6 separate regions of the Homo sapiens genome follow, and regions 2, 3, 4, 5 and 6 are each linked to region 1. Evidence: chromatin loops called from intact Hi-C (ENCODE). Cell type or tissue: heart left ventricle. All regions are shown on one strand.

Region 1 (5,000 bases):
AATCTCAGCCAGGACTGGCCTGTCCTCGAGAGAGACAGGAGGGTCCCTCTATGAGGACAAAAACCCCTTGGTCCACCCTGGAGGGTGGCCTTCCTGACCCTGCTGGGAAGACTAATGGAGGCTGGAGAGCCGTGGGCTCCACAGCAGCAGGCTAGAGATCCCAGCCCCACCTCCCCACCTCCCAGTTAGAGGAGGCTGGGGTACCAGTGACAGCCACAAAGATGTTATGGAGCTTTACATCCAGCAAGAACATGATGATACTTGAGCCCCGTGTTACACACTGGGCCTGCCTGAGGCTCACCCTGCTAGATTCTGGTTTGATGGGTCTGTGATGCAGCCTGGCCACTGCACAGTTTAAAAACTCCCCAGGTGATCCTAACAGGATCAAAGTTCCTATTAGGAACAGCAGCAAAGTTCAAGAGCCACTGAACTGGCCACAATCTCTGGGTTGATTTGCTCATTGACAGCAGCTATTAACAGGTCCACTATTATTCATGAATACCATCCACACAGAATCAAACCCTAAGAGATTTAATCAACCACACCCAAGGATGGAAGTCTGAGGACAGATGTGTAAAATGATACACAGTTCTGGAACCGCTTCTGTCCCTCCCATTGCCTTCATGCATTAAACAATTCATGGCTGTTTTCAAATTCCCACGAAGTTTCCTATCACCTGGAACCTCTTGGCTTTCTCTCCACTCACTTCTCTCAGATCTTTTTTCTTTTTTTTTCCCCTTTTTTGAGAGGGAGTCTTGCTATGTCACCCAGGCTGGAGTGCAGTGGCGCACTCTCAGCTCACTGCAACCTGGGCCTCCCGGGTTCAAGTAATTCTCCTGCCTCAGTCTCCCCAGTAGCTGAGACTACAGGCACACACCGCCACACCTGGCTGATTTTTGTATTTTTAGTAGAGATGGGGTTTCACCATGTTGGCCAGGCTGGTCTCAAACTCCTGGCCTCAAGTGATCAGCCGCCTCGGCCTCCCAAAGTGCTGGGATTACAGGCGTGAGTCACCGTGCCCGGCCTGTTCTCTCAGATCTTAAGGCACTGTCACTGTCCCTGTTCCTATCTCCAAGGAAAAGGGATTTCCAGCTTTGGAAACAGCAGCAAAACAGAGCTGTAGAGCTGAAATGGCTCCCAAGGACCCTTTAGTCTGAATTCCTCGTTTAGTAGAGGTGGAAGCAGGCCTGGAACCAAGTCTTCTGATTCCCTACTCTGCCTTCTATGCTCTTATGCTGCCTCTATTTTTTTTTTTAAGCTGTTAATCATCCTCACTGGAGTAATCAACAAGGCAACCTCTCCCCCTAGGAGGGAGAAGGAATAGAAAGCAAGCCTCTCAGCTGCTTTAACTTCGAAGGCCAGGGCATGGGGAGCCACGGGGACAACCCTGAACACAGTGTAAACCTCCAGCAGATCATTTCCAAGCCTGAACGGAATGTGCCCTTTAAGCCAGATGGGAGGGGAGTCACTGGAGTCTTGGGGGCTACCTCCATTGAAGACTTAACGACTATTTTACACACCTGGAGCTGATCAATCAAAAGCCAGAAAACACAGAAGGACACAGCAAAACTGGACTAGGGGTTTCCTCTGACACCGGTCCATAGTGTCTGCTTTGCTGCTGTGTGTCTGTCTTTTCTCTGAAGGATGGTGACGCTGCCGCCACCTTTCCACCTGAGTCAGTGACGGACCCGGACTCCAGGACATCCTGGATCCTATGTCTGTCACACTGAGCCTCTCCTCTTCTCCCCAAGGTCAGAAGCCCACCCTCTCCAGGATATAGTCAGAAATAACTTCCCGAAAGAGGGGCGAGCGGGGCTGGGGTGCCTTTCCCGGCTACACAAGCCTCTGCCACAGGCACGCAGGCATCAAATGTTTACCACAGACCTGGGCAGACCATTTTATTAATATTAATAAGTAACCAGGAACAAAGGGCCCCTTTATTTTTAGCTTTCTCTAATTGTGTAGTAATTACTCATCTACAAAACAAATGAGGCCCTGCTCGCGGTTGCCATGGTACCGGGTGCCCAGCCTCCCTGCAGGATGATTGGCCAAGAAGCCCGCTGCTCCCGCCTTGGCCCCGCCCCTCCACCCCGCCACTGGCTCAGAGCAAAGCCCCAGCAACTGGGCAGCCAATCCCCTCCCAGCCCTAAGGCCGGGCGGGGCTTCCCAGCGACCTTCCAGAAGCGGTCCTCGCAGCCCACAGGAAAAAATGTTGACTCATCCCTACAGAGGACGTCTGTCTTCCCAGAGAAGCCCGCCCGTGCTCCATCGCCTAGTTTCTTCTGGGCATTGGCTAACTTCCCTCAGCCTTGTTTCAGCTAAAGGTTCCCTTCCAATAATTCTCTTCAGGCTGGCTTCCTCTTACACGACCACGCCTCCTCCCGGCCTCCTTTGTCTGACATTGGTCTGAGTGCATTCAGGGACCAGAAACCTGTCAGCCAAAGCCAGGCAGTGTCTGCAACAGCAGGAGCAGGTGCAAAAAATACTTATACCGCCTCCTGAGGCCACTCGTAAATGATTTGGGGTTATCTCCTCCCCCAAGGATAATGGAGAATTTAGTTAAGAGCAGCTGTGGTTTTTTCTTGAGTGTCTGTTTTAAGGTTGCAGAGCCTGGCTCAGCCATCCCAGGGCTGGTACGATGGAGCGTCCGCTGACAGTGGCTTAGAGGACAGAATGACGACAGGCTTAGGCTCAAATCCTGTCTCTGCCACTTCAGATAAGCTACTATCCTTTCCAAACTACAGTTTTTAAATCTTTAAAATGGGAATGAGAATGACAGTGCTCACTTCATAGGGTTATGAGAATTTAATGGGATAAGGCAGGTGGGCTTGACATGGTACTTGGCTCACTCATAATACATGTGAGCTATTATTATTAACATCTATTATCATTATTGTATTCAAATTGACTAGGATGTGTCTCTAGCATTCTATTGACCACTTACAAGATACCTTCCCCTGGAACCCTCTTAGCCTATACCACGGAGTGGCTGCCATCGTGGTGTTCTCATCCCCTGACAGATCTAATTTCAACAGCCCATCACAGCTGTTCAAAGGCATTATTTGTCTGCTTCCTGTTCTGTAGGATCCCAAGCTGGGAAGGGAGACCTTTTTAAAAAAATTAATATTAATAAGCAACCAGGAACAAAGGGCCCCTTCATTTTCTGTGTTTTCTAATTGCATAGTAATTACTTATCCATATGAAGAATGAGGACTAGGCTGACTTTGCCGCCGGGAGGCCTGATGGTTTGTATTGTTGGGGAAAGCAGGTGCCACCCGCAGACACATGCAAAATATCTTCCAAGGACCCATAATCTCACCTTTCATTCAGGAGAGCTCACCCATGAGGAAGAGGACTGAGGACATGGGCAAAGGAGGGGGTGCCCCAGGTAGGGTGAATCAGGTATGGCTTTCTGGCACTTTGAGCCAAATTTTGACAGAGAGGGCAAAGACAAGGACAGAGGGAAATGGAGTGGCAGAAAGAAAGGGGACAGTGGCCACCTCAAGGGCAAAGGAATGGGAAACAATAGCCCCAAGCAGGGAATAAATAACAACTTGTTGGCAGAAGCAAAGGAAAGTTAAGGGAACTAAGGCAGAGATTTGCCATGGAATGCCCTCCTGTGTCTGCTTTCTCAATGCCTCTCACTCCACACCCCTTGCTCCAGGTCACGAGCCCAGCCCCAGCCCCAGACCCCAGGATTAGGGGTCAGGCTGTTCTTTGTGGAGCTACAGCCAGGCTTATCTTCTTTAGATGGTTCTGTCCTTACTGAGCGCCACTTGCATGAAGAATACGAACCTCCCTCTCCTGTGACTATATCAACATGGCTTTCAAGATCTCCCAGAACCTTGACTGTCTCTATCTCTTCAAGCCCATATTCCCTGCCTAGCAGACAGCTTCCCACTCCAAATTCTCCAGGCCCTGTGTCATGTCTTGCCTCCTCCACTAAGCTTCCTGCCTTCTGGGTACTCTCTGACCTTGTAGGAATCTATCCTTATTAAAGGCTAGCTCTCACATCGGTTGTGTACTTTTGTCCTCCCCAGAGGACTGGAAGTCGGCTAAAGGCAAGGACCATGCCATGGACTTATTCTGCAGCCCACCCCAGCCCCTAGCATGATGTTGAGTCCAGAGTTAATCGTCTTATGGATAAGAGCAAAAGGCCTACTGCTTCTTGAGCAGCTATATACTAACATCTATGGAGTGTTTACAATGTACACGAATTATCTGTAACTTGTCCTCCCACCTCAGTCCTGCGTCTTGAATCCATCCTGGACAATGTTGTCAAAGCTTGTCTAACATACAAATCTGATGTCAGTTCCTAGTTTCAGGCCTCCCATGATCTCACAGGCCCTGCCCATGTAAATCCAGTCTCCTTAGCGTAGTACCAAGGGTCCCCTGCTCTGATTCTGCCCAGCTCTCTGGCTTTACCTACAGTTACTCCCCTGTTGCATTTTATTCTCCAGCCAGAATAAAGCAGGGCCTCCACCTCACTCCATTGTCCCGAGGTCTGGTGGCTTTGCCCATGATGTTCCCCGGCCCCCTGGGGAGCTCCTATTTGTCCTTTAAAAGTGGAAATATTCACTCCCCTGTGAAACATTCCCTGACTTCCCAGACAAAGCTGATCACTTCCTCCTCTGTGCTACTTCTGTTCATTGGATAGGCTTATGTTACCGGGCTTATGGCATCCTATTGTAATTACCCATTAGTTTCCACACTAGGTTGGGAGATCTTCAATGGCGTGGAGACTGCTTAGTATTTATCCATGAACTTCCAGGAACTTCCAGGGCTGTGGTGGGCATCCACTGGTTGTCTCTCTGGCATCATTCTTCCTTTTCCCCTCTTATCAGCATGCAGGTTTTCCTTTGGGAACCCATCCTTACACCACCGTGTAAAGAGCCATTCGGTTTAGAGGGGGTGGATCCCACCCTCAGTGACTGGTTTTGTAACCCCAGCCTTAGCCAAGCAGCACAAAGCTCTGGACTCTTCCTAGCATTCCAGACCAT
Region 2 (5,000 bases), 57 kb after region 1:
GGGGCTAGGGGGTTGGTGAGGCAGCAATTGCACCCCTGTAAATCCTGGCAGCTGTGCTGGGAAGCCCTGGTCCTTCAATCTGGCAGGGGAAGGGTCCCTAACCACTCTGCAGTCCTTTTCCCTCACTGGTACAAGCCCTTCTGCTCCTTTGCAAACTCAGGTAGTCATATAGTTTGGATATTTGTCTCCGCCCAAATCTCATGTTGAAATGTACTCCCCAGTGTTGGAGGTGGGGCCTGGTGGGAAGCCTCTGATTCATGGGGGTGGATCCCTTGTGAATGGTTTGGGCCACCTGCTTGGTGATGAGTGAGCTCTTACTCGGAGTTGCTTAAAAATGTGTGGCACCTCCCTGCACTCTCTCGCTTGCTTGCACCTGCTTTCACCAAGCGACGTGCCTGTTCCTACTTTGCCTTCCTCCGTGAGTAAAAGCTCCCTGAGGCCCCACCCCAGAAGCCTAGCGATGTTGGCACCATGCCTGTACAACCCGCTGAACTGTAAGCCAACTAAACTTCTTTTTTAAATAAATTACCCAGTCTCAGGTATTTCTTTATAGCAACGCGAGAACGGCCTAACACAGACAGGCTTCCCAGCTGGTCACTGTGGATACTGGAAAGTGAGCGGAAGAGACCCTCCCTCCTCCCTTCTCAGACATCATAATCAGGCACTGTCCTTGTGGACAGGGACCAGCGTGTGGCCAAGCACCAGGGGACCTACTTGTAAATGATAACTTTCCTTGTTCTACTGCAAAAAGGTCCTCATGGATGTGGGACCTGCCCATGCAGTCTACAGAGGAAGGGGTTACTGTGCAAACAGAAATGGAGCTGCCAGCTTCCATAGGGAAAGGCAGGCAGCAGGAATGTCTACCTTCCAGGACACATGCATGTTATAAATGGCCCAGACCTGTTTGCAAAAGGCATTGAGAGACCTGTTAGATTTATAATCTTGACTCAGGAGGGTTACTCTGGGGAGGAAGGCACGCACTGTTTATTGAGTGCTATCCATAACTAGGCACAGCCACAACATCCTTGTAATTTTCATATATTACATAACATATACACATAATGGATATAAAGCACAGTGCCTGGCACACAGAAGTCCTCAAAGAATGTCCATGGTTGTCAACTCCCTCATTGCATGGAGCCTCATTTCCTCTGTGCGATGGCCTTACCCGCCTCGTAGTTACAGCAGAAAAGGACACAGAAGTTCTAAGGAATGACTTGCCCAAGGTCACAAAGCACAGTCAGAATCCAATCATAGACCCCCAGCTTCAAAACCCCTGCTCCCTCCTCTGGGTCTCTGGCTGCCAGCCACCCCCCCCCATCACCCCACCTCACACAGCCCTTCCCCACACTCTCCACCCAACCCTCAAGGCCTATCTGCGTCTAGTTCACAAAGCCTTTCCCGATGCTAGCTTCCACAACTGATCTCCTTACCACTTCCAGAATTAATTTCATCCATTGTTTCCTCTGCTCAGTGTTTTATTACAATCAGTGATGGCAAAGTAAAATAGGTCATAAACCAAAAATAAACATTAAGCATCTACTATTTACCAAGCAGCGGCTGGGTGTGGACACAGAAATGAATGTGGCTGAGATGTGGCTCTTCCCTCAGAGGTCCTCAGAATCTGGGCAATGGGTAGAGAGGAGCTGGTCCCCAATATCACCTGAGATGTACCCCAATAACTGCAGCCCCCACCCTGCCCAGATCTGAGAGTGGGTGCCTCCTAGTCTGTTATACGGCAGTCTAGCCTAGGGCTAAGGCTCCTGGCTTTAAATCTCTGTTCCACTTGCCGGCTCTCTGAGCTGAGACCAGCTGACTAACTTCTTTGCACCTCAATTTTCTCATCTCTAAAACAGTGACAGCTGTGCCTACCCCATAGGGCTCTCGGAGCTAATCCTACAAAGTGCTTGCACTGGATAAAGTTGGTTGAGTCACACCTTGCCCTCTCCACATGGAGCCTAGGTGAGTGCCTTTGAAGGTGATGAAGTCAGGTCACATCTGTGTTCACTGAAATCCCAGAATGGGGAGTGAAGAGGAAGAGAGAGAGCAGCAGCCTCCCCAGCACAGCAGATTCTTAGCACACAGTCATTGCCTTTCTCCCTAACCCTCCCTGCACCTGTCGGCCAGGTAGGTCCCATCTCCCTGCTTTCATCAGCAGGATGTGCAAAGAGAGCTTCCCAGGCCGCACTATTTGGGGAAAAAGCTGATGGTGGCAGCAGCAGCTGTCCTCCTTTTCATTTCTGGGAACCTGCAAGGGCATTTCAAAGTGGAAAGAAACCTCAGCCTCCAGCAGGTGCTCAGGTTCCGCCACAAGGCTGGAGGAGTGCTTACCCCAGGGCACGGTGGGCTGGGCCAGAGGCCCTGCGTGGGGCCTAACTTCATTTATTTAAAAGAGGGAGAAAATAAAAGGTATGGCTTGAGCCTTCTTTTCTAGGCAGAGGCAGCTGAAAGAAGAGGGCAAAGGAAGAACCAGGGACAGAACTCCCAGGCCCTGGGGAAACTAGAGTGAAACTAGAAGAGAAATTGGCAAGAGTCCAGGCAAGAGCCACGCTACTCTGGGCTTGGTCTCTGCAGCTGCATACGGGCGCAGACTGTTCATGCCCTGCCTTCTGCGCGGGGAAGAGGCAGAAGAGAAGGGGGGGCAGCCCCTCCTAGTGGTCTCCATGCTCCCCTCTCATGACCCTGCGCCCTGGGGGTGGAGTACGGGGACGCTGGTGGCAGCACGTTCAGAAAAGCCCAGAGGCACTGGGTGCTGAGATACTGAGGAGACAGACCACTGCCCTCCCTGGCCCTGCCTACACTGACATCGCCAGAGGACAGATGAAGGGCAAGCGAACCACTCAGGCAACTGGGAGGCCACTCCCTGCAGGCCAAATTACTTCTGCCTAAAGAGCAACAAACATTTACCACCGAACCACCCGGCCTCCCCCAACACACTAATCACTCTGCTCTCATTAACACAGCCTGTACACAAACAGCATGTGCACGCGCTTGCGTGTGTGATGCGTGGGGGGCAGGATCTCTCCCTCTCCCACGTAAACACCAGATTCATTTATTAAATGCCTCTCTGGCATTTCCTTTTTTGCCTTCATCCTGCTTGTTTAATATTGCATTTGACATTCTCATTTTATAAATGGCAACAGAAGCAGAATGGATGGCTAAAATTAGCTTACGAGTGAGAATGATGCTACAAATAGGATTGTGAATACAGAAGCCTAGTTAATTCCACCCACATTACCCGCCCCCCTCCCCACACACAAATACACCCACCACTTTTGGGCTGGTTCCCGACTGAGTTGTCTTCAGGGCTGAGGAGGAGCAGCTGGAAGGAGTGGGGGGGTGAGCCAATCACTGGGCACCTTGCCAGGTGGCAGGGCCCAGAAGCCGACCCTAGCCTGCGGCTGGCCTCCATGGATGGGCTGGTCACAGCACCGCAGCCCTGAGTCCAAGAGGACAGCTCAGGACCCTCCTCCCTTCTTATCCTTCTGCCCTTCCTTCCCCAGAATCCCCTGTTCCGAGTCAATCCCCCAGGTATGCCCTGGGCTGAAGGGTAGCAGGCCTAAGATCTCAGTAGGCTTTGCTCTTAGAAGTGGATTTTTCTGGAACCTTCTTAAAGAATGAGTCAGGTGAAGAGTGGGACTCAGCTTTTCCAGGACCTAGACAATCACATCTCTTGGTTCCTCCTGCTTTGGGAGGTGCACCACCTCCTTTCCTAGGACCATCCCCAGAGGCACTGAGAGTGCCCACCTCATACTCTCCATCCCTGCCCCGCAGGCTCGGGACCCAGTCCTGCCCAGGTCCCGCACCACTTGCATTTTACTGACTTATAATCTGCTGAGGACCTCCTTACCTGCTAACTCTTTATTTGCTCAGTAAAATAATTCTAAGAATGATGACAATGACGACAGTGGTGAAAAAATCTATCACTCTGATAGAGAGCGTGCCATGGCCTGGCTCTGTTCCAAACCCCTTACAAGTCTTAAGTCACAGCACTCTCCGAGGTAGGCACTACCACAACCTGTTTTATAGAAAGGGGAACCACAGAGCCGAAACACAGAAGTAACTTGCCCAAGGCCACAAAGCTGGGAAGTGGAAGGGGGTTCAGCACTGAGGACTTGAGGCACCCTCTACCAGGAAGGCCGCCCTGGTTGACAGCACCCTGTTCTGACCATTGTGTCACTCCCCACCTGGGGGCTCCCCCAAAGAATGAAGGCACTGATACTTTCCACAGGCTGCTATCCCCAAACTCGTGTGCCTGTTTGGGGCACCCCCTTTCTACTCTGCCCCTAATAATGTGTGCTCAATAGTGAAACTGGCTGACCATTTGGCTAAATGCCTTTCATTGGACCCCTGTAGACAAGGAGCACCCTGACTGGGCCTGCTCTGAGCTAGATTAGTTTAGTCCAGGAGTCAACAAACTGTGGCCAGCAGGCCAAACCCAGCTGCCATGAGTTTTTGCAAATAAGCTTTATTTGAACACAGCCACGCCCCTTCATTTATATATTGCCTGGACTGTGTTTGTGCTACAATGGCAGGGCTGAGTAGATGTGACAGAGACTCTCTGGCCCGTTACAGAAAATTTGCTGGCCCCTGGCTTAGGCCCAGTGGGGGAAACGTGAAGTTATCAAGGGCTGATTCCTTCAAGGCTACCCAATTACATACCCTACAACAGAACAGGCCGAGACCTCCAGGTATCAAAGCAGAGCTTTATATAAGCTGCAAAAGGCAGCCATCCTCAACCTTCTGATTTCCCACAGGAGCAAACTGGTGCAGACAGGTAGGGCACTCGCCTGTGGTTACAGAATCACCAGCGGTGGACCTGGGATTCAGGCTCAGGTTCCAAGGCTCTCTTGGTGCCTCTAAGTGACCCAGCAGGTCCCGACTTGGGGACAAGGACACGTGCACCTCACTCAGGAGAATCGAGCCCTTTACCCCAAGAGATGCATGCCTCACGTGTCTTCTGCAAGCAATGCTCCAAGGCCTGCACCCAGAGGGGTAGG
Region 3 (5,000 bases), 220 kb after region 1:
CCCCTAACCCCTTCAAGGTGGGTTTGTAAGTATAGGGTCTCTCCCATTAGCGCTTTTCTTCATCCCTTCAAACTTTAATAAGGATGATTTTTGTAAGCATTCTCAGGCTCTCCTGTTTCAAGGAGCATTAAATTTCCAGCACTGTCTGCCAGAGGTATCCCAGGCCCCCAGCGTGCCGGCAGGAGATGCCATTCTACACACCTGTCAGGAAGAAAGGAAGAGTAAGATGGCCCCAGGCCAGCACCGCCTCCCTCGCTCCCACCCCTCTGTTCTCTGGGCATTCCAGGGTCTCGTCAGCAACCCCTCTTGATTTTCATCCAGTCTCATCTTGGGCAACAGAACCTGGGGTTGTGGGTTTTTTCCCAGAAGAAGAAACACACGAGGAGAGGCCAGTGGAGAACAAAACACCCATTTCTTCCGGGAGAAGGGGAGGGGAGATGGCTAACTGCTGGTCAGGCTGTACAAAACCCTATAGAATCCCACAAACCTCGTGCTGTTTAAGAAAAATAAACGCCCACACAAAAACCTCTCCAAGTTCTGAATCTTACAGCAACTCCCCTTTACAAAAGTGAGGTTGTTTATGCTTAAAAACCAAGAAGGCAAATGTCTCTAGAAGGTTTATAAAAATCAGCTGTGTTGGCCAGGCGCAGTGGCTCACGCCTGTAATCCCAGCACTTTGGGAGGCTGAGGCGGGCAGATCACAAGGTCAAGAGATAGAGACCATCCTGGCCAACACGGTGAAACCCCGTCTCAACTAAAAATACAAAAATTAGCCGGGCGTGGTGGCACGCGCCTGTAGTCCCAGCTACTTGGGAGGCTGAGGCAGGAGAATCGCTTGAACCCGGGAGGTGGAGGACCCAGTGAGCCGAGATCGCACCACTGCACTCCAGCCTGGAGACAGAGCAAGACTCTGTCTCAAAAAAAAAAAAAATCAGCTGTGTTGATGTACAGGACCATGAACCCACGCGGAGGCCAGTTTAAATGTACAGCCAAGCAAGGGAGGTCTCCAGGGTGAAGGGAAGAATGCCTCCCTGAGATCCCTTCACCCTTCTGTCCTCCCCATGAAGCTACAATTATGAAATAAATAGTGAAATAATAATGAAAGAAACCCCTGCAGGCATCATCTTTGCCTAAAACAATGACTACTATTGCTACACACCTACTGTGTGCCAGGCAACATGCTTTAAGTACTTCCCATATGGCAATTAATCTACATAATGTCCCTTATGAGGCTGAAATTACATGCATAAGTTTAAATAACAACGAAAAGGAAGAAAGAAAGCACAGAATCAGGCTGAGAGAAAAGGGAAAAGAAAGGGACCCTGGTGAGAGATGCCTTCTGTGCTGGACCTCACAGAGGGACTTTGTCTTATAGGGTCCTGTCTTCCTAAAACAAAGTCTCCAAGAAGTTCAGAGATTTACAACATTATTGAGTCCTGAAGCTGCGATTCAAAACCCAGTTCCAGCTGAGTGCAGAGGTCTGTCTATATGCCAATGATACTTTCATACTTCTTGAAAAAAAATCTACCTCCCAGCAGTGAAAACCAGCCAGCCCAGCTGGTTGCAGGGTGGTGAGGTGACAGAGCAGGCAGTGTGTAGGGCATGGGGACACCTCCCAAGGGATTTAGGAGAGGCAAGAGGGGTGGACCAGAGTTCATACAAGCTATTCAAGAGCCTCAGGGCAGCAATTTAGCACCAAATGCATGAAAAAGAGTCAGCCCTGGGCCTTGGAGGGAGTGGAACCTCTCCCTCTCCTTGGTCAGCCATCTTGTCCTCATGAGTCACCAGGCCCAGGCAAGGGTGTGGGTGGTTCTGCAAACCCGTCCCCGTCAATGGAAACAGAATACAAAGACTTCATCCTCACATTAGTGGGTTACCAGCGTCACTGCCTCCTACAAAGCGCTGCCTGAAAACATCCGTCTCCAGCACGACCAGGTCCCTGCAGCCCTGGGAGAGCGGCAGGGGGCAGTGTTGACAGGAGCAAGCTGGCCAGAGCTACAGCTCCCACCCGGGATGGCCCCTGACCCGAGGCCTCCTCTGAGCCCAAGGGAACCCCTCTGGCCTAGTTTCCTCAGGAGTAAAAAGAGATAGTCCAGGTCTACTCCCTCAAACGTTTCTGTGGCTTAAAATACCAGAAACACCAACATCCCAGGCATAAATAAGGGTACCTGTGGCCTCTTGGCGGACCAGAGGACCAGGGCAAAACCTGCTTCCCCACCTCCTCAGTCCTTACCCTGCACGCCAGGAAATCACATCCACACCCATGCACAGGGGCACATAAATGAACAAACCCACGCTCAGACTCAGTACACAGAGTATGTGAGCCTGCACAGACTGCCATTCATTCAAGTCCCATGGCAGCCTGCCAAATTATAAATAGCCCAGCTCGTTTTTAAGATGACCAGCGTTCAGCAAAGCCCTCTGGCCTTCAGCAGTATATGAGCCTCCTCTTAACCTCTTTTAGCTAGATGCTCAACAAGGAATCCAGTCTGACCCAGCCACGCTACACACACACACACACACACACACACACACACACACACACACACACACACACACGGATAACAAACCCCAGGTAAGACTGTCTGATAAACAGCATCTGACTGATGCTAAGCCCACAGATACGGGGTCCAAAAGGGTATCCAAGTCACAAGAATGACAAACACAAAGCTATTTCAAAGGGAATGAGGGGCACGGCTTCCTGTGCCCCAGCAAGCTCTCAGCAGGCAGACCCAGCTGGCCACCCAGTTCACTTCTCAGACCTCTATTAGAGCACAGGGCACCCATCGCTGCCTCCTCAGCTCACAGTTCAGAACAAGCCCTGCCTCCCCACCCTTTCAAGCACAGTTCAAACTGCCTTGCATGGCTTCTAGGTCAAAACACCACAAGTGACTGGTGGTTTGAAATAAACAGCTAACTCTGGGGAGACCAAACAGTGGAGATAGATCACTCAGCCTCACCCTAAGCTATAATCAAAGAGATAACCATTGGTATTGAATCTTAGCTAGAACAGACCCCCCCTCTTATCCCACCCCAAGCATCACAGACAGAAGTTTCCAATGAGGAATTTCTCAATTCTCTTCATTGTTTCAATTTTCCCCTCTGGCCCTCACACACTATCCCAAGACTTCGGGCCATCCGCTAAGAATCCTGGAAATGTATTCACTTATCAGATTCTTAGGAAATAGTCCAAAGTCTGAGCCTTCTACTATGCTGTGAGCTCCTTCTCTACTAAAAATACAAAAAATTAGTTGGGCAAGGTGGCGCACGCCTGTAATCCCAGCTACTCAGGAGGCTGAGGCAGGAGAATCACTTGAACCCGGGAGGCAGAGGTTGCAGTGAGCCAAGATCGTGCCACTGCACTCCAGCCTGAGCGACAGAGCGAGAGATGCCACCAAAAAAAAAAAAAAAAAGACAAAGCCTATCTCCCCAGTGCCTGGCACAGGACCTGCAATGCCATCCTCCATCTAATGAATGAAAGTCACCTCAAGGGAGGTCCCTGTGGGATGTTGATGAAGGCTTGGGTTGACCCAACTCTCTGCCCGCAAATATCTAATCTCTACCAACAGCCAAGGAAGTGCTTTCTGCAGAGTCCTCCTCGTCCTCTAAATCAGGTGAGGCCATAGTTTGACTACGACATGCCACAACCAGGTTGAGTGCAAATCCTCATCCAGACCTACAAATACCTCTCAGCCTCCAACCTGTAAAATCCCATGAATCACATAGGCTTGATCTGAGCAATCAAAAACTGCCAGAAGCCAAGCCTTCCCCAGCATCAACCAGAGGGACGGAGAAATGTGCCTTAAATCATGCCTCGGGAAACAGAAACCTAATGAAAGTGTCCCCTACTGCAACAAGTCCTGAGCAACTCAACTCAACAGACATACAACAAAATTCCTAGGCCGGGCATGGTGGCTTATGCCTCTGCGGATCACCTGAGGTCAGGAGTTTGAGACCAGCCTGGCCAACATGGTGAAACTCCATTTCTACTAAAAATGCAAAACAAATAGCCGGGCGTGGTGGCAGGTGCCTGTAATCCTAGCTACTTGGGAGGCTGAGGCAGGACAATTGCTTGAATCCAGGAGGCGGGGGTTGCAGTGAGCAACCTGCGCCATTGCACTCCAGCCTGGGCAACAAGAATGAAACAAACGCAGTCTCAAAAAAAAAAAAAATTCCTATGGGAGACCTGCAACCCTCAGGCCCTAGGCTCCGGTCAGACTGGGATTGCCATGGGTCTGCTCTGCTCCTCCGACTAAATCCCTCATCTTGACCCACTTCCATTTTCCCCCTCCTAAAATACTGTATTTTTAAAAATTCCTTAGAGGGAGTGTTTTATTTTCTTAACTGAACTGTGGCTTTCAAAACAGGCCTGACCTTCCTGCTTGCCACCCCTCCTTGTCACGGAGCCACAGAAATTAAATTGATTTTCCCTATCAGTGCTCTGCATCTCAGTGATCATGCCCAGCCTCCAGAAAGTCTGCTTTCTGCTCCATCTCATGAACAGAAGCCCTGCTGCTAAATCTAACCCCACTGGCTCAGGAAGGAGGGGATGGAGGAAGAAGGGGTAACTGAAGGGCACAGGTAACAATTTATGGCCCCCTTGGCACTGTGGTCTTATCTCTGCGGCCAGCCCCTTCTGAGAAATGGTACCCGTTACTGAACTCCCCCTGGGGGGAGGCTATTCCTCGGGGCCTGACTGTTTGCAACAGGTGGCCCAGTCAGGGAGAGGAAAGCTTGCTGTGGGGACCCCATCCTGCCTTCCGCACACCCTACTCCTCTGGGCACGTCCCCAGCCAGGCACCCCAGCTCGGGCTAAACCACCTGCCCCACCCCACCTCTACTGGTGCACTGTCTCCCAGGCGCTGGGAGGTGGAGGCTGCTGCAAAGAAGGCCAAACATGTTCAGAAGGGGCCCTCCATAACCACCCAATCCAAATAAGGTCCCCTTCTCTCTTGTAGGACACACTGTGCTTTCTTTTCACAGCACCTGTGGCACTTTGT
Region 4 (5,000 bases), 200 kb after region 1:
TGACAGGGCAAGAGACTATGTCTCAAAAAAAAAAAAAAAAAATCCAAGAGTTGGGGCTCTGCCCTACTGTTCCCGACAGCAGCCCGGGCCCCAGAAGGAGAAATTTCCTACTTCCCTGCACATTCCCTCTGCTTCCCTTCATTCCAAGCCCCTCTGCCGAGGCTACCTCTTAGGAGGATTAATTTTTTAATACATCAGCACTCTGTTTTTCTGTACTTATTAAATTTAAGACAATGAGTCATTGAACCTGTGAGACTTGGGTTGACTAATTACCACTGAACAGCTGCCTAGGATGACCGTGTGGCCCTCGGGGAGCAGGCCAAATGCTGTCTGTGTGTGGAGCCCAGAGAAGAGTGGGTGACAACACTGCACCCATGTGATCTGTGCAGTCCACTCTGCGGCCGGGTCAAGGGCAGGGAGAAGCCGGCAGACCCCATGGGCACAAGCTCAAGTGTCATGAAGGGTGTTGCCAATGCCCACTCTTCAGAGGAAATGGGGCACTGAGACAAGGGGAGACTGCAGCCCCTGCCACAGGCCCATAGGACAATCAAATTTAACTTTCCACCAAAGCACCTACAAAGAGGGCTGCAGCCTCTGCAAGGAGGGATTCTGAGCATTGAGCATGGTGAGTGAGCACAGTATGGAAGACACACAGCTCCTGCCTCACGTCTCTCCTTTGGCCGGAAGAAATGCACCACCCAGAGCCTGCCACCCTCCTCAGAACACACTCTGCCATTTCAGTCAACCACGCTTTCTGCCTAGAAAGCTCCTCTCCCTTCTCGGCTCAATGGTGACCTCCCCTTGAAGGCTATAGAAGCCACAGCTCCCCTGCCTATGGATAAAGTACAAGTTTCCTAGCACCACTGGGACCTGCCCCTGCCCACCTCCACCCTACTGCCATGGTTCCTCGCCTCCCTTTGTTCCTTCTGGCATTGCAAACTGCTGTAGTTCTCCAAACACACAGGCGGGGTGCCTCATGTCCCATTAGTACTCTCCCCAGGTGAACCCATCCAGCTCCTCATGATTCCTCTGCCTTCTACCTGCTTTCATGGTGGCGTACATCAAATCTTTTTCTTTTCTTCTCTTTCTTTTTCCTTTTCTTTTCCACTTTCCCTCCCTACCTTCCTCCCCTCTTTCCTTCCAAAGACAGGATTTTGCCCATCAAATCTTTTTCTTTTCTTCTCTTTCTCTCTTTTTCCTTTCCTTTCCTTTTTCTCTTTCCCTCCCTAACTTCCTGCCTTCTTTCCTTCCCAAGACAGGGTTTGGCTCTGTCACCCGGGCTGGAGTGCAATGGTGCAACCACAGCTCACTGCAGCCTCATCCTCCCAAGCTCAAGTGATCCTCCTGCCTCAGCTTCCCAAGTAGCTGGGACTACAGGCATGTGTCACCACGCCCAACTGATTATTTATTTATTTATTTATTTATTTATTTATTTATTTATTTATTTGAGACAGAGTTCCGTTCTGTTGCCCAGGCTGGAGTGCAGTGGCATGATCTTGGCTCACTGCAACCTCCACCCCCCGGGTTCAGGCAATTCTCCTGTCTCAGCCTCCCGAGTAGCTGAGATTACAGGTGCCTGTCATCACGCCCAGCTAATTTTTACATTTTTAGTAGAGACGGGGTTTCACAATGTCGGCCAGGCTGGTCTCGAACTCCTGACCTCAGGTGATCTGCCCGCCTCAGCCTTCCAAAGTGCTGAGATTACAGGTGTGAGCCACCGTGCCCGGCTAATTTTTTAATTTTTTGTAGAGATGAAGTCTTGCTATGTTGCCCAGGCTGGTCTTGAATTCCTGGGCTCAAACAATCCTCCTGCCTCAGCCTCCTAAAGTGCTAGGATTAGAGGCGTGAGTCACCACCACACCCGGCCAAGCCATACTTTCGTTAAATGTTCTGCATGACTCTACCTTACCATGAGGCCATGAGTAAAGGCTGTGCCTCCTGTCTCCAGGACCTACCACTACTCAGATGCAACTGGTGCCTGAATAAACAAACACATGACAGTAGTGACTAAAAGCTGCTCTAATCAAACATCAGGGTTCCCATCTAACAAGTCTTCCTTTTCCTGGGAACCTCGGGACATTTATGGACCTGGAGCCAGAGGTCAAAAGTTCAGGGCCTCCTACCATTCTGATGTCAGAAGAGCAAAAGCCACAGCAGATGATTAAAATCTCTCCCTTCCTGTCTCCAGGCCGCGTGATGCCTTTTTCTAGAAAGTCCGACTGAGGACAATGCCCCCGTGCGGCATCCCATGTTCACCTCACCTTCTCTCACCTCATTCCTTTCCCACCCCTGCCCCCAAAACAAAGCAGGGAGCACTTCAGAAGAAAGTTGACAGTGACCCAAGTTTAACACAAAGGTAGTCATTACCATGTCATGAGGATGTGTGTGAGAAACACTTAGCCCAGGTTCCAAAACACCACAAATGGTTTACCTTTTGTGCCACATAAACACCCTAAACTCAAGTTTTACTCAACACTTATTAAATGGGAAGGAAAACATTAAAGAGCATTGGCCTGCCTCTGCCAAGCTCCCATCCATCCAGCTCTTACAAAGAGGGAGGCATTCTTCCGAGCGACGCAGCAAAACAACCACTGACGAGGTTGAGCTGAAGTTATTTGGTGGCAATTAAAAGGATCTGCCATAGTTACCCAAAGCAAACAACCCAACGCTCTCGCCAGGTGCCCAGCAACCGCGGAGCAGGGACAGGCAAGGGAATTCTCAAATTATCCTCCCACGGCCTGCACAGGGCACCCTCCCACCTGTGAACCAAGCCTGTGTCCCACCTGTATCCCACCTTGAACAAAGCCTGGTTCAAGACATGGTATCAGTAGCAATTAAGAGGGCAATTATTTTCTGGAGTTTATATGCTAACTGATCTGAGTTATGGGCCGAGCAGCTGGGCTTCTTGCTGATAACCCAGAGGCATGGAACACAGAGAGTATTAGAGCTGGAGAGGGGCTCTCCATCCATGTAGCCAGCAGTTCCCAGTCAGAGACTTTGTGCTCCTGAAGAAGATATCAGCAATGAGGCTGTCAGCTTCCAAAAGCCAACCAGAAATTGCACAGTGACCCAGAGTTCTTTCCTTCTGACTAAAGCATGGTAACACTGTGACCTAAATCTCTGATGGCCATTGAGAGATTAAAATATGTATACACACACATATATTAAAAATATGTGGCCGGGCACGGTGGCTCACGCCTATAATCCCAGCACTTTGGGAGGCCAAGGCGGGTGGATCACGAGGTCAAGAGATCGAGACCATCCTGGCTAACACAGTGAAACCCCGTCTCTACTAAAAATACAAAAAATTAGCCAGGCGTGGTGGTGGGCGCCCGTAGTCCCAGCTACTCGGGAGGCTGAGGCAAGAGAATGGCGTGATCCCGGGAGGCGGAGCTTGCAATGAGCCAAGATCGCGCCACTGCACTCCAGCCTGGGCGACAGAGCGAGACTCCATCTCCAAAAAAAAAAAAAAAAAAGGTATATATATGTCAGGCTAATATAGTTTATTAAAATATGTACTTATATATATGCAATATGGTATCTGATATCTATTTTTATATATGTATATGCCCAGTTGATAAAAATATATCTATCTGACTTCAATTTATTGAGTCAGAATTCATCTGACTTCTTAGTTTTATTTTATTTTATTTTATTTCTTCTTTTAAAGACGAGGTCTCACGTTGTCTCCTAGGCTGGAGTGCAGGAGCCCAATCATAACTCACTGCATTCTTGAACTCCTGGACTCAAGTGATCCTCCCACTTCAGCCACCTGAGTAGCTAAGACTACCGGCATACAGTACCATGCCTAGTTAATTTTATTTTATTTGATTTTATTTTATTTGTAGAGATAGAGTTTTGCTATGTTGCCCAGGCTGGTCTCAAACTCCTGGACTCAAGTGATCCTCCTGCCTCAGCCTCCCCAGCTGCTGGGATTATAGTCATGAATTATCGTGCCTGGCCTGACTTCCCAATATTTATTAATTGGTTTCTAAGAGGGAAACATATTTTTCAAGACATAGGGTCTTCTAGGAGAAAAATAATTTTAAAATAATTTAAAGACTAAAGATAATTTAGTCTCCTTAAAATAAGTTCATTGGCCAAATAAGGAATCATTACCTACCTTAACCAGCTCTTAGAAAAGCAGACCACTTGTTAGCAGAGTAAATGCTCTGAGAAGTCCTGCATTTAGGGAATGTTTAATTTAGGAGTTGCCACATGTACGGCCATGGAGCCCTTGCATCTCCTAACACCTCTCAATGCCCTGGGGAAACACGGCTCTAGGGGAAAATGTCTAGTCCTCCATCTAGAGTCCAATTCTGTCCAGAGAAATGGGGAATTTGGTGAAACTTTCTAAAATCTCTTACCCCTTTGGGGGTTCAGGTTTCCCAGCTGTGAAGTGATAGGAGTTATTAGAGTGTTCTCTAACATCTCCACCTCTTCTTTTAAAGTTATTTTTGTCCTAGAGACCCTATGTCCTGAAAGAACATGTTTCCCTCTTGAAAACCAATTAATCAATAAACAGTCTGACCACACATTAAAACTCTAGGCCTTGGAACAGGATGCTGCCAAACTTCTCCTTCCTTTCTCCTCCCAAAAGCCAACAACTTTCCAAATGAAGTGCCAATGAAACCACAGGACCCGGGTGCATGGAGATTGGGTGGGAAAATACGCCTTGCTCCCAACTCAAAGAGCCTTGGCCCATTCAGATAAGTTCTCCTGCCAAGGATACTTAAATGGTTGAGAATGACCTAGAAGGCAATCATCTGCCTAAAATAAACTCCAAGATGATGCAGTCCTGGAAACTACATCAACATCTGCAATGAAGATTTACGGACCCAAAGGCAGCAGGCCTTGGAATTTAGCCCCAGTTGTGCCCTGAGCACAACCCTTGGTAAAGCCCTTGAGCAAGACTAAATCTGCACAGCCATCTCCAACACAGGGCAAGTCAGTTGTGGTGTTCCTTTTTTTTTTTTGGAGATGGAGTCTCGATCGCTCTG
Region 5 (5,000 bases), 540 kb after region 1:
CGCCTTCTAGGTTCCAGCGATTCTCCTGTCTCAGCTTCCCAAGTAGCTGGGATTACAGGTGCGTGCCACCATGTCATTTTTCTTGTAGAGATGGGGTTTTTGCTATGTTGGCCTGGCTGGTCTCGAACTCCTGGCCTCAAGTGATCCACCCAATTCAGCCTCCTGAAATGCTGGGATTACAGGCGCGATCCACCGTGCCTGGCCAGTTTTCCTTGTTTTACGTTATCACGGATTCAAAACGTCCACTCTCTGGCCCTAGCTGCTGCAGGTGTCTCTTGGCTTTATGTTACTTAAGATTTAAATTTTCCATAAAAGCAAAATCATTGATCTCTCTTGTCATGGTATCTTTCCCACTCTAAGTTCCAAAGCTTTTCCATGGACTGATCATTTAATCACTGTGGCATTTATTTGGGGATGTGGACTGGGGCAAGATGAATCCACGCTGCTTTAGGGGTGGTGGTGAAGAGCACCTGGCCTGGGGTAGCAGCCTGGTTTTTAGTTTCAGCTCTGCTCTATCCACGAACCACTTTCCAAAATCACCATCTTCTACCTCTTGGGTCTGCTCATCTACGGAGTCCCTGCCTCCCTGGGTTGTGTCAAGGACTCAGTGTTACCTGTAAAAGAGACAGCACCTGACACAGTAAGCACTCCCTAACTCTAGCTACAACTCTCATTTTATCTTAGAACTGACATTAGTTATCGTCTGACAGATGTTGATGTCTACAAGTGGCATACCTGAAGTTGTACAAGGTATAGCAGTAACCCTAAAACCCAGCCTCCATGGTGATGCCCCAGAGACCAGAGGGGCAGTACTGACACCAATGCCTATAATGAGAACAGGGTGGAAGCTCTAGCCTCCTGCATCCAGCATTCCACCCCTCTCCCCTACACCCTGGGCAGATTGCCAGATCTCTTGCCAGCACTGGCTTCTCCCGTGAGTTTCCAATTCACACCAAGACATCCCCTGGATGCCCCACAGGTAATTAAAAGAGGGCGTCTCAAATGCACTTGCCCGGGCAGCTGACTTGCAGAGGGATGGAGCGAGGACCTTCATAAATCTGCTCCTCCTTAAGAACAATGAGATTTCTGGCAAAATGGTTAAAAGTCAAGTTTTTCAGAACTCTGGAAATTAATCAAAGGCAACAATCTGAGAAGCATTTATTCGAGGAGTACAAGTCCTTCACCAGCCTCCAACTTGCTCTTCCTCCAGCATTCCAAACCGAGTTTAATGGAGGCACCCTTGCAGGGTAGGACTCTAAGGCGTGGGAGTCCCGGGTAGCAGCCCATCCCACTCATCAAAGCCCAAGGGGCTTTATCTGAGGATCCTGACTTCATCACGTCTTGTCTGTCCCAGGCTCCATCCCAGGGGAATCCCTTTTTTCTCATGTCTACACCTCCACCTCACCCACCCTTCTCCCTGCACCAGAAGCATGTTTTAATGTTTGAAACCCCTCAATGGTTCCCTGGAGATAAAAGCTAAATCTGCACACCAGGCTCTGTGAGCATTCCCTAAGTTAGTCGGAAGGCTTCCGTAGACCTTTTCATGCTCCAGCAATGCTGGATTATAGAGGAAAAGCTTAGACCTGGGTGTATGGTGACCTGGCCAAAGTCACACCCAATTCCTGCCAGGACTTAAAGCCAATAGTGGCTAAGGAACTGCAGGGGAGCTCCCTGGGACCAAGCACTGTAGAAGCAGAGGGCATTTCCATGATTAAATTGCCTTATGAGGTTATCTCATCTTACAGATGAGGGAAACAGAGGCTGTTAACCACACAGGCGAGAACCTGGATGGAGGGGAAGATGGGCACCTGACAATGGCCACAGCTCAGGCTTGGCCAGGACAGAGACGGAAAGAACAAGCCAGCTGGGTTGGAACTGGGAGGAGCTCCCAGGAGTGGGTGTGCGGTGGGAGGATATCTCCAATCAGAATGACCCTCAGGCTACGTCAGCTCTCTAAAAACTAGAGCTCAAGCTCAACAGCCCTGCAGCCAGAGGCCTCAAACGTAGGGGGCAGGGGCGGGGCACTGGGGTAGGCCTGGGCTGCAGTGGCCAGCCTTCTTTAAGAGCAGGGGCTATTAAATTGAGGCAGTATCTCATCCCATAACTTACATGTATTTTTTACATCATTCTTATCACTACAGTAAATTAAATAACTTCACGAATCTATTAAGAATGACAACCAAAGAAGGCACAACCCGTTTTGGAAGCCAGTGCTTTAAACTGAGTCTGGCCAGTTAACATGCAGTGAAGAAGTCGGAGGACGCTTGGCTGCCACCTGGTGGGACAAGGAGAGAGAGGAAAAGGCCAGATAGAAATTTCTGGCCAAATTGTCTTCAAAAAACCATGGGTCTCCTGCAGAGGCAGTTGTGTGGGGCCTGTGATCCAGCTCGCCACACTCACCACCCCCCCCCCGCCAATTCTTCACCACTGGAAAAAAATGGACTCAAAGCTGCAGTTCATACAATTGAAGATTTATGTAAGTTACTTACTTATTTTTAAACTGCACAATGCTGAAGCCAGTCTAAAAAAGAATCAAACACACCACTGCAAGTTAATTCAATGAGTTACTTTTTTTTTTTTTTAAACAGATTTGTACAGCAAAAAGTTCCCAGATCACAGTCTCTACCATACAGTCACCTGTCCAGTGTGCAGGAAGCCACAGGGGCCCTGGCCAGAGGGGCCAAGAGCAGAAGCTGCACTGCAGAGTTTACTTCTACCTACAGGTGACATGTGGCTGGAAGAATCTTGAGTTCCCTTTGTTCTCCAGTGTATCTTGTACAAAATATTACATTTGTTTAAACACATATTTACAGAGTTTGCACAAATAGAAAATGGTTACAAATTACAACCAGGCTTGGCAGGATACCAGTTCCCCTCCCCACTGACCAAGGTCAGATGTGATGACCATTTCATATTTACAGTTGCAATTTAAAAAGTCTGTGTTTAGAGACCTAAATGAAGTTTATAAAAACTGGTTAAATATCATCAACTCATTTATGTAAGCTGTACAAGTAGTGGATACCAATTAGTCAGTTCATGTCTTGCTCCCTGAAGAAAGATTTTGAAGTAAAAGAAACCCTCTCAAGCAAGCAACATACATCCCTGGCCTGTCTGCCAGTTTGTTTGGTTTTTGCCGGGGAAGGAGATAGAAGGAAGAAGAGGGGAATGGAACAGGGGGAATAGGACAATCTGGTTGAAACTGTTTCTATTCCTTTTTTTTTTTTTTTTTAAACAGCTGAGAACCAGCATAAGCCAGCTGGCTTGTTAAACACTATCCTTTGGCTTTGCGAAGAGAACCCATAGTTCCATCCTTTTTTCTCAGAGACGAAATGTCTTCTCAATAGGACTACAGTATGGAGAAAGAAAGGACTTTCTGGAGAGGACAATGTTTGTTATTCCGATGTTCATCTTTGACTTGAGTGCCAAGCCCAATTTCAACAGTGCAAAAAAAGACTCTCAGGAAGCAGCATGGGGGTCAAAGGCTTGTGTAGTAGCTGTCTACCCACTGGGCAAGGCCTCGCTCCACCAGGGACCGGTTTATCAACACCACCTAGAAAAGAAAGTTCCCTTAAAGCTTTTGTCCATGGCATCCTGGGGCCATCTCCCTAGCCAACATGAGTTCTCCCCTCCCCGGTTGCCACTGCAGGCAACAGATGTATGAGAGTAACAGTGTAGGCCAGACGCAGTGGCTCATGCCTGTAATCCTAGCATTTTGGGAGGCTGAGGCAGGTGGATCACCTGAGGTCAGGAGTTCGAGACCAGCCTGGCCAACATGGTGAAACCCCGTCTCTATTAAACATACAAAAATTAGCCAGGTGTGGTGGCAGGCACCTGTAATCCCAGTTACTGAGGCTGAAGCAGAATCGCTTGAACCCCGGAGGCGGAGGTTACAGTGAGCCAAGATCACGCCACTGCACTCCAGCCTGGATAACAAGAGCAAGACTGTCTCAAAAAAAAAAAAAAAAAAAAGAGTAACAGGGTGGGGGACATGGCTTATGCTCTAGCCAACAGGAACATTTATTTAAGTATTCTGTTGGCTGCTGTGGCATAAGGATAGGGTTTTTTTGTTTTTGTTTTTGTTTTTTGAGACAGAGTCTTGCTCTGTCACCCAGGCTGGAGTGCAGTGGCACAATGTTGGTTCACTGCAACCTCCGTCTCCCAGGTTCAAGTGATTCTCCTGCCTCAGCCTCCCAAGCAGCTGGGATCACAGGTGTGCATCACCACACCCAGCAGATTTTTGCATTTTTAGTAGAGATGGGGGTTTCGCCATGTTGGCCAGGCTGGTCTCAAACTCCTGACCTCAAGTGATCTGCCCGTCTCGGCCTCCCAAAGTGCTGGGATTACAGGGGTGAGCCACTGTACCTGGCCAGGATAGGCTTTTTAATATGCTGAAGAAATCTAAGCTTTCATACCATAAGATAGAGGACAGAAAAACTCAACAGACAGAAGGTCCCAGAAAGTCTCGCACAGGGTTTCTCCACCTTGGCGCTATTGACATTTGCGGTTGGATAATTATTTGCTGTGGGGGGCTGTCCTGAATACTATGGGATGTTTAGTGGCATCCTTGGCCTCTACCCACTAGAGGACACTGACATCACCACTGCCAATCAGGACATCCAAAGTGTTCCCTAGGAGGTGCTTGTCTACAGTTATATCCTCTGATTAACTCAAGAGGAAACAAATCCCAGGACCAGCTCCTAATCAATCCATTACTTCGGGCCAGCAACACAGAAGGAAAAGAAGGGCAGAACTTACTTCATCTCCAACCACACTCCACAGCTGAATCAGAGGAAGACCAGTTGGACTGTAACTTGTCACCTGAAGAAGGGGGGTGGAAAGAATAATATGGTTAGGTTTTGTGTCCCCACTCAAATATCATCTTGAATTGTCATCTCCATAATCCCCATGTGTCGAGGGAGAGACCTGGTGGGAGGTGATTGGATCATGAGGCGGTGTGCCCATGCTGTTCTCGTCATAGTGAGTTCTCATGAGATCTGATG
Region 6 (5,000 bases), 420 kb after region 1:
AACACACAAAACCATGGAGGATGTGAGGCTGACAAAAAGTGAAATTATATTCTTATTTTTTGTTGTTGTTTTTGAGACAGGGTCTCCCTCTGTCGCCCAGGCTGCAGTGCAGTGGCTCAATCTCAGCTCACTGCAACCTCCACATCCCCGGTTCAAGCAATTCTCCTGTCTCAGCCTCCTGAGTAGCTGAGATTATAGGCATGTGCCATCACAGCCCACCTAATGTTTGTATTTTTAGTAAAGATGGGGTTTCACCATATTGGTCAGGCTGGTCTCAAACTCCTGACCTCAGGTGACCCACCTGCCTCAGCCTCCCAAAGTGCTGGAGTTACAGGTGTGAGGCACCTCACCAGCGAAATTCTATTTTTCAAACAGCCTTTAACAATCTAACAAACAAGTATCTTTATGTATAATTTAGTTACTCCTAACATTGTTTGATGTATTATATTTAGAGACATAAAGGTCTGTTTTATTTAAATGATAGAGAAATTTGTTTTCTTTCATTTTTTTTCCAAATTGGGGAGGAAAATGCAAAAAGCTCCCAAAAGGAGGGAAAAACAAACCTAAAGCGTGTTTGGCCAATTTTTTTTTTTTCCATTTTCCCTTTCCATTTTCACGTTGGGCATAGCTGAAATCTAGTGCTGTGGGTGAAGACTTTTACTCCCTTTCATTCACTCCTTTTTCCTTGTCTCCAACTCAAAATTATCACACCCAAGCAGGGCATAGGGTGCTTATTAGTCCAGCTGAATAAGAAAGAGCTAGATTCCTAATTAAGAAATATCATTTATTGAATGACCACAACAGAGGACCCTTCTGGTGTAGGGGGGGGGAAGGGATCAGAAAGCTGTAATCTTCAGGAGTTGCAAAAGGTGGGCAATAGCTTAGGGTTGGGAGTGAGGCTGGCTGTAGCCTCTCCATGTGGCAGCTTCCTGCAGGGGACTCCCTAGGCCAGTCTGGTGAACCCCCTCCCCAATCATGGGCGGTATCTTGTGATACCAGTGTGGGTATGGTAGGCAAAAGAGACAAGCCTCGGGAATTAAACAGGAAGTCACTGTTCTCATTAAAAATATCCCAGGGCTGCCCTTCCATGTCCCCTAAAGCTGTTTCACCACTGTTTGTCATGCTGTCATCATTATTCTTAAACGTGTAAGTAAATATTTTATTCAACATCTTCACTGCTTGGCAGTTAGGGAGCCCTTTGCCTCCTAGACTTGGCTGCCTCCCAGTGCTGCCTGGAGGGGTGGGAGTACAGTGGGCCACTGGAATGCTCCACGGAGTTCGGAGTCACGGCACAAGAGCACCATTCTGTCAAGCCCTTTCCACCTGGAAACCATTTTCTCCTTTGGCCTCTCGAGCTTAATTTTTTAAATCTTTTTAAACCAGTCACCAACTTCGTCTTGATGAAAGGTGCCAAGGCCCCCAGAAGAAAATGATTACACCTTTCAACTCCACCTGGAAACAGTTGACAGAGGGCCACTGTCACCTTCCCTTCCTCCTCTCCACCACCCTTGCAGCTTGCCCCATCTCCACCGTGACCTGCCTTGCCAAACTGAAATCTAAGTATCGCAGCTGCAGATACACAGGGTCCGCGCACCCGGCCTCACACACTCTACAAGTTATGTCTGTGAACTTCCAACGTTCCCATCATCACTTCCACGCCTTGCCTTGGAGTCCCATCTGCTTGCAAATTTGCCAGCAGCAAACACATAGACCCACAAACCACACGTGAGCTTGGACAACATTGGGCCTGCTTTTTAATAATTCTTTGCTTTTGGCCATTTACACAGCATAGGAGGCGGTCAAAGCAGCAATCAGTAGCACAGCTGTAATGTCATCCCATCGTATGTTTGGGTTACAAGGAGGCCAACCCGACAATATCTGTTTTGGGGCGAGAAATTCCAACTTTGGAGGACCATGGGTATGAGCGCCCTCGTCTGGCGAACAGAGGAAACGCCTTCTTGCGCCCCACATTTCAGTTCCCTCTAGTGGCCGAGCAAAGAGAAGCTGTATCTCATGTCACAGCCCCACATTCCAGAGTTCAGGGCCTGGCTATCAGATTCTGAAACCAGAGCCCCCCAGATTCAGAGGTTTCCTGGAGTTGACATTGAGACCCACCACAGTAGCCCACGTTGCAATTTCTACAATCACCCATCAGCTAATTCCAAGTGGCTGAAAAAACTAATTGAAGGGAAGGAAGGAGAGGGAGAAAGGGCTGTCATCTGTGAAGGGAGAATTCAAATAGGTCAAAATCAAATCTCTTTAGCCAAACGTGGTATTGATGCATAGGAGAGGCAGAGGGAAAAAAGAAAAGTATTAGATGTGAAGACAATAGGGGATAGACTGTACAGCCAATTTCTGAGCAAGATATTCATGCTAAAAATACTACTACTATTTGGAAAGGGCATGAGAAATCAAAATGTGGCTGTGTCCATGGGTGGGAGGGAAAAGAGGCTGTGCATACAAACACCCAGCATTAGAACAAGACCAAGAAAGGACCTAATCCAAGAGGAGTAGGGATGAACATAAGAATAATTTGAAGTGAGCCAGAAAATTAATTTCGCCATCATCCTCTTACTTTTGTGGGGCCGATGATGCTGGTGGCCCCCAGTGGCTGGCCACAGCTCTGGGTCCTGAACAGGACCCCTAAGACCCCATCACCCACTCAGCAAAATGCCACATGAGAAAGAAGGGCATGATCTGGTGTTGTACCTTCTAGTCTAAGTCACAAATAATCATGAGCATTCAAAAACATTCATTGCCCAAGTGGCTGCTGGGGAGGCCTGGCCTGACAGAAGGCATTGCATGAGAAAGACCCGGGGGGTTAGCTGATCACCAGCTTGATGTGAACCTACAGCGCGAGGAGGCTGTTGAGAACCCTAGTGCAATCTGAGGCTCTATTAATAGCACAGCAGAGTGTGGAAGGAGGGAAGCAATACTCCCAGCGCGTGCTGGCAGGTCAGGCCACATGCAGTTTTATGCTCAGTCCTGCGGGCTGTATTTTAAGAGAGGCACTGGAAAATTCAAGCCTGCTCAGAAGAGCATGAAAGGATTGGATGTCGGTATTTAGACAGCATCTCTATTAGTTTTACAGTCCTTTTGCAATTGGCAATACCAGAATGATTATTACACGGAGTCTCCACAGCCAGTCACAGGAATCATGTTTCTAATGTTTGCTTTACCTCCTTGAGCTTTGGGGTCCCCTCTCTATATAATGGGGGTAATAATTTCTGCCCAATCTACCAACTCCGAGCATAATTTGAGAATGGATCAGTTGGGCCCGTGTGTATGGAGCATTCACTGAGTGTCCAGCTCTGTGCCAGGTACTGGAGGCACAGAGACGAACACAGTGAGGGATCTGTTTTTGAGGAGCTTGAGGTCTAGTTGGACAGACAGATCCATAAGCAGATACTTTGCATGTAATGTGACAGAGGATGATAGATACATGCATTGATTTGAAATGAGATACAATTAATTTCTCATAAAGAGTGACAAGACAGAAAAGCAGAGTCCTTGTGGAATATGGACTTTCGAGTGCAGAAACAGGAAAAGAAATCATTGGAGGTCAGGGTAGAGAGGCCATCAGGGAGAAAAGATTAGAACCAGAAAAGTTCAGAGTCACAGAAGACAACTGAAGTGTCACAGCAGTGTCAGATGCCATTATGAAGTCAAGGAGGAGGAAGACTAAAACATTTCTAAACCACTCACTGGACATGGAGATGAGGAGTTCATCCTTAGTGGTCAAGAAAGATCTTTCAGGAAAACGATGAAGGAAGAAATAGACTTCATTTAGGAAGTGTGTGAAAGATACATTTATTGAGCACCTACTACATACCTAGCATAGTGTTACTCACTGTGGACATTCAAAGAGCAAAAGGTTTTGTTCCAGCCTATCGCAATATTGGTTGGTGCATTAAGACTAACACCTGTATGTCCATTAAGGAATAGTGGAAGATCATTATATGAACTGTTCGACTAGGTGAGGCAGACAGCATGGTGGTTTAAATGACCAGTTGGCCTGACCCAGGATGATGTTGCATATAGTCACATATGCATACCAGAAGAAAAAAGAATTGGTATTAGTGCACTCCAAATATGTCCAACCTTCTTCCCCTTTCCCTTGATTCTTGGAGAGTTTCCATTCCCAGAAGCATTCAAAAACACAAGTCTTGTCTTAACATCCCTCATGTTTGCTCCCATTTTGTTATTTGCCAGTGAAATTAATATTACTCTTTACCCTGCTCACATTCTAGATCCAACATGCGTTTTTTTTCATCAGTGGGTTTGTGTTTGGTTGATTAGTTATTCATGTATAATGTAAGATGACAAGAGCTGTAACACAGAGAAATGATTGTGGAGAATGCAGGCGTACAAGCTCTGGGGTTGGCTTCTTATTTTTCTTTCTTTCTTTCTTTTTTTTTTTTTTTGGTGGGGGTGTGGATGGGTAGGCAGGTTAGTAAAAGCATTTGGATTACTTGCAGATGGTTGAAACTCTCCCCTTACCAAACTGGTGACTCAAGCAAAATAGGCGGAATGAAAAGAAATGGCATTTGCCTGCTCATCCCATCTCTTTGATCTGCATCCTGGGCCCCTCATCAGCTTCTGGTTCTGTCCCATACAATCACCCAACTCATTCAACATCTGGACTTGAGATTCCACCTCCCGGCTGCTCTTGGAAGTCTTTGATCACTTCCAGTGTATCTTTTGTATGTTGGCTTCTTTCATAGGTTGATTTTTCACAAAGGCGGTCCGCTTTATAGACTAGTCTTCCTCTACCTTGACTTCTGGAACCTTCCCAAAATGTCTGTTTCCCTCACAGTAGCCAAAGAGGTCTTTATGGGATGCAGGTCGGATCCCTCCAGCGGTTTCCCACTGCATCGAACCCCCTTGCTGTCACCTAAAAGACCTTCCGTGGTATGTTCTAGGTCTGCTTTTCCAACCTCACATTACACCACCATCTTCTATCATCTCTTTCATTTTTTTTAATTAATTAATTAATTTTT

Evidence for each region. A loop is a pair of places that touch in the nucleus more often than their neighbours do. Peaks named below come from ENCODE experiments on the same cell type or tissue, not always from the same donor. Only the 100,000 strongest peaks of a DNase experiment are listed, where the experiment ranks them.
Region 2: a loop joins it to region 1, with 3 times the contacts of the local background. A loop is called at or near these places in 84 of 110 quality-filtered maps.
Region 3: a loop joins it to region 1, with 2.2 times the contacts of the local background. A loop is called at or near these places in 17 of 110 quality-filtered maps.
Region 4: it touches region 1 in a loop (2.3-fold over the local background); 4 of 110 quality-filtered maps call a loop at or near these places.
Region 5: a loop joins it to region 1, with 2.3 times the contacts of the local background. A loop is called at or near these places in 52 of 110 quality-filtered maps.
Region 6: a loop joins it to region 1, with 2.0 times the contacts of the local background. A loop is called at or near these places in 87 of 110 quality-filtered maps.

Annotation. Positions count from the first base shown.
Region 1 is chr17:57,660,262-57,665,261 of GRCh38, reverse strand. The region is part of intron 11 of MSI2 (musashi RNA binding protein 2); the gene reads right to left. Among named protein-coding and RNA genes, the nearest start is that of MSI2-AS1, 54 kb to the right of the region's middle. RefSeq lists an enhancer at 223-829 and a silencer at 2,008-2,300. In heart left ventricle, a CTCF peak has its summit at 2,396; a DNase peak (open chromatin) is centred at 2,081; H3K4me3 peaks cover 1,054 bases; H3K27ac peaks cover 3,029 bases.
Region 2 is chr17:57,603,215-57,608,214 of GRCh38, reverse strand. All of the region lies in intron 8 of MSI2 (musashi RNA binding protein 2), which reads right to left. MSI2-AS1 (MSI2 antisense RNA 1) reads left to right here. Exons shown (of 3, transcript NR_110807.1): 2 at 1,857-1,962. Among named protein-coding and RNA genes, the nearest start is that of MSI2-AS1, 2.7 kb to the left of the region's middle. RefSeq lists enhancers at 1-294, 1,827-2,076, 2,106-3,001, 4,656-5,000. In heart left ventricle, no CTCF peak of the experiment used is centred here; DNase peaks (open chromatin) are centred at 2,623, 2,830 and 3,905; H3K4me3 peaks cover 461 bases; H3K27ac peaks cover 3,328 bases.
Region 3 is chr17:57,437,973-57,442,972 of GRCh38, reverse strand. All of the region lies in intron 6 of MSI2 (musashi RNA binding protein 2), which reads right to left. Among named protein-coding and RNA genes, the nearest start is that of MSI2-AS1, 170 kb to the left of the region's middle. RefSeq lists an enhancer at 1,715-1,774 and a silencer at 2,185-2,244. In heart left ventricle, a CTCF peak has its summit at 1,954 (motif pointing right); a DNase peak (open chromatin) is centred at 1,922; H3K27ac peaks cover 1,366 bases.
Region 4 is chr17:57,456,576-57,461,575 of GRCh38, reverse strand. All of the region lies in intron 6 of MSI2 (musashi RNA binding protein 2), which reads right to left. Among named protein-coding and RNA genes, the nearest start is that of MSI2-AS1, 150 kb to the left of the region's middle. In heart left ventricle, a CTCF peak has its summit at 2,250; no DNase peak of the experiment used is centred here; H3K27ac peaks cover 486 bases.
Region 5 is chr17:57,118,800-57,123,799 of GRCh38, reverse strand. It overlaps AKAP1 (A-kinase anchoring protein 1), which reads right to left. Exons shown (of 11, transcript NM_003488.4): 10 at 4,756-4,818; 11 at 2,456-3,550. The coding sequence ends at 3,476. Among named protein-coding and RNA genes, the nearest start is that of AKAP1, 36 kb to the right of the region's middle. In heart left ventricle, a CTCF peak has its summit at 2,279 (motif pointing left); no DNase peak of the experiment used is centred here.
Region 6 is chr17:57,240,257-57,245,256 of GRCh38, reverse strand. No RefSeq gene overlaps it. Among named protein-coding and RNA genes, the nearest start is that of MSI2, 14 kb to the left of the region's middle. In heart left ventricle, a CTCF peak has its summit at 1,954 (motif pointing left); DNase peaks (open chromatin) are centred at 1,946 and 2,933; H3K27ac peaks cover 1,048 bases.